Regions from separate parts of the Homo sapiens genome. Here region 2 is linked to region 1. The links are chromatin contacts, found by Hi-C or POLR2A ChIA-PET in ENCODE. All regions are on one chromosome and are shown on one strand. Each heading gives the region's core, a stretch centred on a gene start or an enhancer-like site at or near the end of the contact. The rest is flanking DNA. Distances are from core to core; before and after follow the strand shown. Region 1 holds the start of LZTS3 (leucine zipper tumor suppressor family member 3). Region 2 holds the start of RNF24 (ring finger protein 24).

Region 1 (4,158 bases), core at 318-2,817:
TGTCTCTCCCAAAGCTAGGAACACTTGGGGTCTCAGAGGCCCCAACCCCAGCCCATTCTATCTCCTAAAAATCTCTAGCCAGCCCCTCCATCCAGCACCCCTGCTGGGGGCTCCTCAATGGACTTTCTTCTCCTGCACTCCCTCCCCCAGGCAGCTGCCAGGGGATTCCTTCTAAAGGGCAAAGCTGATCTTGCCCCTGCTCTGTCCAAATCCTTCCATGAGCAAGACCAAGTGCAGTAGACAGAGTTCTGGCAGCATCAGCTCCAAGTGTAAATCCCAGCTTGACTGATTAGGGGTGCAACCTCATGCAGGTTATTTCACCTCGGGTTCTCACACCTACATTGCAGGCATTTTAAGAAGTAAATGTATGATGGGTGAAATGCCTGGTATTCCTCTTGGTCCCCAGAACCAGAGCAGAGCTTGCAGCAGGGTCCCCAAGGACTCTCCTGATGCCCCTCCTCTATCTACCCTGACCTGAGCCCCTCTCTACTTCACACACAAGCTCTTGCCAGCTCTCTGTGCCCATCCTACATGCTTCTAGACCAGTTCAAAGGCTGGCCTCAGGACAGCATCCCTGATCTCCACCCCCCAGAGGGGGCATCTTGGAGCACTTGGCTGAGGACACCCCAGGGAGATTTCACTCTGAGGCCTCCCCAGGGCTGGCCTATAGGTTTCCCAGGAGCACAGAGGGCAGAGTCCTGGGGGTCTCTGGGCCCTGCACCAAGGAAATGCAGGGCAAATGCCTGTGGGAATGCTAGTTATGGGCAATGCAAAGAGGCAGTGAATCCGGGCAGGGAGAGCAGGAGGGGTTTCCAGGAAGCAGGACTGAGGGAGGAAAGGGATCTGGGGGCACTGCAGGGCTTTTGGGGTGCAGAGATATCCAGAACTTCTTGGTTGGGATGAGTGAGGGGAGATCCGTCTTCCCTCGGTGGCCTAAGCACTGGCAGCGGAATGGGCCCATCACCTAGCTACTGGCTCTGATGAAGCCAGTGTTTCAGGACTGAGGGGGCCGAGAGCGCCCCCTCCACCCCGAGCACACACACGCGCGCACACACGAGCTTCTGCTGGGGGTGGGAGGGGGGGTCGCCATTCACCAGCAGCCCACGGCCCGCAGAGCCAACTGATAGAGACCCCAGCCACAGGCCACAGGACCTGGGAGTCCCTGCGATGGGGGAAACCCCGCCCGCACCTCCCCAGGCTCCCCACCAACGCGTGTGGCCCCGGGGGGCGGGGCGCAGAGGGAAGAGGTGACATAATCCGAGCCGCACCCCCTCTGGCCGCCACCTCCCCCCAGGCCGGGCGAAGCATCCATGACATCATCCGCCTCCTCTCCGCTCCCCTCCCCCTTGGGACCCTAGCAGCGGGACGCGCCCCCTACCCAGTCCGGGTCAGGTCAGACATGCCGCGCAGTGCAGCAGGCACGGCGGCAGGTCGGAGCCGGGAGGGATGCCACGATGGGCCTGCCTCACTTACTCGCTGCCTCAGGGTCCGGCGCGGGGTCTCCGACACGGGCGCCACCGGCCCCGCTTGCTGGCGCAGCCCGAAGCACGCCCGGCGGGGCGCGCTGCGCGGGCCCGGCTCCGCTCCGCGCCCCTCCTGCTCCCCGCCCGAGCCCCGCCCACCAGCGGCTGCGGCAAACGCGAGCCCGCCCTCCGGCCACGCCCCCCAGGGCAGCCAATGCCCGGGCTGGGGCGGGGTGAGGCGCCTTAACCCCTTCGTCGCTGCGCCCCGCCCGCGCGTGGGACCCCTCAGCCTCACCCTCTCTAGGGCGCAGCAAGTCCGCCGCGAGCCCCTCTGCTCATCGCTCGTTACCCCCCAGGCCCTTGGGCTTGGGCTCAGGCCCAGTCGTTCCTCTGCAACAAATCCAATGGAACCGCGCCCTCCCTGAATCCCACGTCTAGGAAGAGGAGGAGGAGCCCCTCTTGCTTGGGGGAAGGGGCTCCCGACTCGGAGCCCCGAGCCCCATTCCTCTCCCGCGCCAGCTCTTCGGGACGCGGCCTCCCAGCGGACGCCCTGAGACCTTGCAAGTCCGCTAGGGAGGGGTCGGGACGAGCCGTCGCGGGTGGATCCGCCCGGCCGAGCAACGACCCGCCCGGGCGCGAGGACCACGGGCTGTCGTGCGGGAGGCGTCGAGGGGCAGTAAACTCCGTTCGTGACCAAACGGAGACGATTTGAAACTTGCTGCTCACACTGGATCACCGTCTGGAAGGTGCGACGGGGAAAAAATACACATTACACTCCAGCAGGATTGAACGCTTTCACCCTGTGCCCCGCGCCTGGCGTAACGCGTGGCCCCAGACCACACGCTGTAACCCGGGGTGAGAGGGAGTGAGGTGGGACTTCGTACCGGACCCGGAGCGCCGGCCTCGCCCGCGCGGGCAGCGTTCACTGTGGGGAGTGCTCACTCAGCCTAGGGCGGCCCGGGAGGACTGCCGGGAGGAGGGAGTCGGCCTTGAATTGAGGCCTCAGCCTTGAATAGGGTAGGGAGGCAAGCCTAGCCGAGAGTTTAGCACTAGCAAAAGCCTGGAGGCACCAGGGTCTGCCCTAAGAACTGCAGCGCCTCTGCTCTGGCTGGGATTTAACGCATTACGTCTCTGCTGTTTATAGGTGTTGTGTTTGGTCTTACGACTTCGTATTCTATAGTTTTTATTTATTCCTGTTTTCTGAATTTTCCCACATTTGCTTTTATCTTCTATCGTGATTTTCAAGGCAGAAAGTATTTTTAATTCTTCTCGCGGCTGCCTTTAGATTTATCAAATGAAAATAGTTTACATTTCACACATTAGTAAAGTCAGTGACAAATAATTCGTTTTTATATTCCCCCATGAGAAATTTTGTGTGCTTTTCTGCCTCCTACCTGCCGCCCTCACTACTTATATTTGTCCACTTAATCAGGACGACAGACCTAACTTTTGTTTACACTTTTTTTTTAAGCCACAACATTCTTTTTCAATCCTTGTTTTTGGCTTTTGCCAACTCTGTTTAATTGGTTTCAATGTTACTGCCGGTTTTTTGTGCTCTAATTTTTCTATTCCTCATTTGGACCCATCTCTCACATGACTGGTGATTTCAGGGAGGACTCTGGAATGTTGTATTTCCTAAGCCTTTGCCTTAGGTGAGAATGCCTTTATAATGATTTCCTGTTTATAGGATTCTTGAGTCTCAAGCTTTCCCCCTCAAAACTCTTGTCTTTATTTCATTGTCTTCTGGCACTGAAAATGCAAAGCTGGGTTTGTCTGTTTAAGGTCAGCAGTTTGCTTGGTGCTTGCAAGGGTTTTTCTTTACCCTCAAAAGTCAAACATTTTGCCAGTATAAATCAATATGGGCCTTATCTATTAATTTTCCAGAAACAAAAGAGGTCTTCTTTGTAGCTTAGAAAAGTTTTCTTCCTGTCCATTCTGTGAAAAGATTTGGGTTTTTTTCTTTCCTCTCCTCTAAAACTATCACATTGGATCACCAATGTCAAATAAATCTGTTTGTTTTCTCTGCACCCTGGGAGACTATATCAAGTTTTTCTTCACCATTACGGATTTAATTTTCTTCAGAGCCAAGAGTACTGTTTATTTTCTCCAATAAGACATTTGATTCTGCTTGTTTTATTTTTCTTTCAGCCAATTTCCATTCCACCTCTGTCTTGATCTCAACTTAATCTCTCTTTGTAGTCTCCATTCCTATTTCATAGACTAATGTGGTTTTGCATCTTTAAAAGAACACCAGGAAAATAAGAGAATACTATCTATATCTGACTCTGGTCCAATGCATATGAAAACTTTTTTGTTTTTTTGAGACAGAGTCTCACTTAAAATTTACACAAACTCTAGCATAGTGTGTAACTATTGAATGAATAACTAATGCAATCCCCTTCCTTTCTTTCAGAGCAACTATGAACTAGACTTTTTTTTTTTTTTTTTTTTTTTTTTTTTCTGAAATGGAGTCTCCCTCTGGAATGCAATGGTGCAATCTCAGCCCACTGCAACGTTCGCCTCCTGGGTTCAAGCAATTCTCCTGCCTCAGCCTCCTGAGTAGCTGGGATTACAGGCATGTGCCACCACCACGCCGGGCTAATTTTTGTATTTTTAGTAGAGACGGGGTTTCATTATGTTGGTCAGGCTGGTCTCGAACTCCTGACCTTGAGATCCGCCCGCCTCGGCCTCCCAA
Region 2 (4,147 bases), core at 789-3,288, 840 kb after region 1:
GCCCAGGCTGGAATGCAATGGCGCGATCTAGGCTCACTGCAACCTCCGCCTCCGGGAGTTCAAGCGATTCTCCTGCCTCAGCCTCCCGAGTAGCTGGAATTACAGGCGCTCGCCACCATGCCCGGCTAATTTTTTGTATTTTTTTAGTAGAGACAGGGTTTCACCATGTTGGCCAGGCTGGTCTCAAACTTCTGACCTCTGGTGATCCACCCACCTCGGCCCCCCAAAGTGCTGGGATTACAGGTGTGAGCCACCGCACCCGACCCATAATAAAAATACCTTGGAGGTGTGTTTCTTGTAAATGAGTGGCTAATTTCCCAACACCCTGTAAAAGTATATGGGTAAAAAGAAACTGAAAATCATCATGCAACCAGAGTTAACAACTATCTTGCAAAATTCATATCATTTGTTTTAAAACCAAAATAGCAAGGAAGAGCTGGTGTTATCCCAATAGCCTCTTTTTAATTGGTCTACAACAACTGCAACTCTTCATAACTTTACCAACACAACAAAGTCAGGCAGGCAGTCTGACAGAGTCAACGTTTGTGGGAACCTACAGCGCTTCCTTCTCTCTCTGGAGATGAGGACAATGAAAAAAGGTGTTCTGTTTTCCAGTAGTCCTGTAAGAGGAGCCATTGAGCTGGGCTGTACAACCAGACAACAGAACACAGGAAAATTCACATCAAAGCAAGGGCGCATGCCAGGGTAATATGCAATAAAACCCTCTGCCAAAGCATTAAGGGGAAAAAAAAGCAAGGAGGTAGAGAGAACCTGCTGGACTACCTTCTCATTAACACAGGGAGGCAGAAAGAAACAAAATCTGCCTGTATTCAGGAGCGGAGAAAACTGTGTCCTAGATATATTGGAGTATTCCTATAGACATGTTTATGAGCATTCGGACAAATTATCAATGAACTAAACCCAGAAAGCAGTGTCCTGTACGGTGGAGTATTCCTATGTAGACAGACATGAGAATCTTACCATTAACTAAGCCCAAAAAGGCAAAGTATTCTAGAAACACAGATATATGAGAATTTAGATGCACATTTCCAATGAATAAAACCCACTGGTTTTACAGTGAGAAAAAACTGTTTGAAATAACATCAGGTAAAGAATTGGGTAAAGGTGTGATGAAGTTATATCCCCTCCCCTTTTCCTCATACCCTTTTTGACAATCTCTGATTCTCTCATTTCATAGATGTCCCTTTCACTTGAATGCGCACACACACACACACACACACACACACACACACACACATCATTAGGTCTCCAGAAACAAAGGAGGGTCCTTAATTCTCCGGCCTGTGGAACCACACACGCCCCCTGCCCACAGATGGTGACTTTCATTAATGAGTAAGCCGAGGGAAGAGGTCTCCACCCCGACCACTGCCATGCACACTGTGACAACGGGGCACGAGACAAGCGCCACAAAGAAAGGGGAGGAGTGGACGGGGACCAGGAAAACACTGCCACGCCGCACCCCCCAAGGCGCGCGCCCACCGCCAACGCGGGGGCAGCGTCCTCGCCATCCTCCTCCTAGCCTCCCAGCTCATCCCAGCCGCCTCCCACGCCCGGGGACCCGATGCCAGGGCTTGGGCGAGCAGGACGTGCGGGGGCCCACGCACCTTCCCTCCGTGATCTCCAGGTGACAGCCCCGCTCCGCCCTTTGTGAGGGACTCACCCTCCAGTCCCGGGGCCGCGCCGGACCCTCCTCCGCGTCCCTCCTCAGCCTGGAGACACCGCCTCACCCCTGCACACCGCGCCCGGCCGGCCGAGGCGCCGGGAGAGTGTGTGTGTGTGGGAGGCTGGCGCGGGCCCGCGGTCTCCTCAGCATCCCGAACCCGGAGCGGCTCGGTCCCCCAAACCCCAGCCCGGGGGCGGCGGCCGCGGCGCTCCCGCCCTCGCTCGCTCACTTACTCGGGCGCGCCGGTGGCAGCGGCAGACGTGCGGGACCGTCAGCGCCCTGCGGCGGGCGGCAGGCTGCGGGCGGCGAGCGTCCGTCCGGACAGAGCGCGGCGGAGGTGGCGGCGGCTGACTGCGCCCGGCGGCCCCTCGCGAGGGGCGGGCCCGCCGGGGGAGGGGCGGGCGCCGCGCCTCTCATTCATGCAGCGGGGGCGGGGTGAGGGACCCGGATGCCCGGGCAGTTTCCCCACCCACCTCGGCGGAGGGCTCGGCGGCTTCAGAGTCTGCAGTGCGCAGGCGCGGCGCTCCCTGGCCAGGCCTGGTGCGGCCCTGGCCGCTGGCTCTGTTCCTGGTTAGAACTACGCCAGACAGGCCGGGCGAGGTGGCTCACGCCTGTAATCCCAGCACTTTGGGAGGCTGAGGCGGGCAGATCACGAGGTCAGGAGATCGAGACCATCTTGGCTAACGCGATGAAACCCCGTCTCTACTAAAAATACAAAAAATTAAATTAGCCGGGTGTGGTGGCGGGCGCCTGTAGTCCCAGCTACTTGGGAGGCTGAGGCAGGAGAATCGCCTGAACCTGGGAGGCGGAGCTTGCAGTGAGCCGAGATCGTGCCACTGCACACCAGCCTGGGCGACAGAGCGAGACTCTGTCTCAAAAAAAAAAAAAAAAAACAACTACTCCAGACAGACCTTCTCCATCGACCGTTTAGTATTTTTGCGTGCCCTACAAGCATTTTTAAAAGTGAAAGCATGGGGCCGGGCGCAGTGGCTCACGCCTGTAATCCCAACACTTTGGGAGGCCAAGGCGGGTGGATCACCTGAGGTCAGGAGTTCCAGACCAGCCTGACCAACATAGAGAAACTCTGTCTCTACTAAAAATACAAAATTAGCTGGGTGTGGTGGCTCATGCCTGTAATCCCAGCTACTCGGGAGGCTAAGGCAGGAAAATCTCTTGAACCCGGGGAGCGGAGGTTGCAGTGAGCCAAGATCGCACCATTGCACTCCAGCCTGGGTGACAGAGCAAGACTCCGTCTCACACACAAAAAAATGAAAGATTGGAATGCCACCCCTTTCCTAGCATGCAGATTGACAGTCCCCAGAGACACAAGAATGGTCACGTGGTGCCCATTGGTTTGATGGGGAGATGGTATGCACCGCACCCTCCTCCATCTGCCCCTCCTGCTGCAGCCTCTCAGCTGAGTGCTAGAACCTTGGTGATGGATGAGACCTAGACTCTGCCCAGATAGTGGAGAGAGGTGTGTGCAAGAAACAGTGCATTCCTTTATTTACATCCACTCCTCAACCTCCGGCTCCCATTCTACAGGGCAGGCAATAAATTGACCTCCGATTTTGGGAGGCTGAGCTCTTCCTGCAATACCAAGGCAAGGATCTGGGGAGTCCTCTCTTGTCTTTAGCAGGCAGTGTATTCTGCAGATACTCTCTTGTTCCCATCGCCTTGTGTCTGCCACTCCTGGGGTACGGAAGTTTCTGGAGAGGCTAGGAGCCTGCAGAGGGAATGGCTGTGAAGCTCCACAGCTGACTGTGTGTGCGCTGCAGCTCAGAGCTTGCAAAAATGATTGCCCCCTCTTCCTCAGTCTCCATGTGTCCCCCAGAAGTTCTCCTTCCTTCTCCTAATCTCTCAGGCCCCATCACATAAACCATAAACAGCTCAGTAGCTTAACTTTGGGAAGCAAAAGTCATCATGGCAAGCGCCTAGAGGCATGTTCCTTCTGCTTTGGCAAACCATTAACCACCAAGGCAGGGAGGAAGTAAAGAGGGAAACATTAGTGAATTTCTCAAGAAGTCACCTGCCACCCAATGGTCACAGTCCCCCAAAGTGAGAGAAGGGTGGAGGCATGTGCTAGGGAGACTGTGGCAAAAGGAAGGGAGTGGGAGACCCAGGCTTCCTCTAGAGCTGCCTGTGCCAGGGCTGTGCTGGGGGAACACTGCCCTCCTTGCTGTCAATCATAGCAGTTACCTGGAGGGTCTTTTCAACTTTGCTTTGCTCAAACCTCTCACTGTTCTAAATCAGCCCCCTCATCTCTCCCCTGGGCTGTTGCAGAAGTCTCAATCCATTCTCATGCAAATCGATTCTCATGGTATTCAAATCTGCCTGTGTTTCTGTCTTTTTCTTTTTCCCTGCCCCATCTGGCTCCTTGAGCCTTATTTTCCAGCCATTTACAGAACAGCACCATGGTGTTTCACCTCAGTAGTCACCAAGGTGACTGCTGTTTCCTGCTGT

Evidence for each region. Hi-C counts contacts between places; a loop is a spot of excess contacts on that map. ChIA-PET counts read pairs that join two places held with the same protein, here RNA polymerase II (POLR2A). Pooled maps may share reads with other maps.
Region 2: a pooled map shows a loop between it and region 1 (5-fold over the local background). The contact joins the promoter of RNF24 here to the promoter of LZTS3 in region 1. A Hi-C loop is called at or near these places in 1 of 50 pooled maps. POLR2A ChIA-PET finds 5 or more read pairs at or near these places in 2 of 52 experiments (OCI-LY7 and Panc1).

What each region holds. Positions count from the first base shown.
Region 1 is chr20:3,171,982-3,176,139 of GRCh38, forward strand. It overlaps LZTS3 (leucine zipper tumor suppressor family member 3), which reads right to left and starts at 1,568. Exons shown (of 5, transcript NM_001365618.1): 1 at 1,474-1,568. LOC107985414 (a long non-coding RNA gene) reads left to right here and starts at 1,709. Exons shown (of 2, transcript XR_001754477.2): 1 at 1,709-2,209. RefSeq lists a silencer at 1,452-1,791.
Region 2 is chr20:4,013,520-4,017,666 of GRCh38, forward strand. RNF24 (ring finger protein 24) reads right to left here and starts at 2,039. Exons shown (of 6, transcript NM_001134337.3): 1 at 1,918-2,039. RefSeq lists a silencer at 1,546-2,145 and enhancers at 2,029-2,961, 3,165-3,766.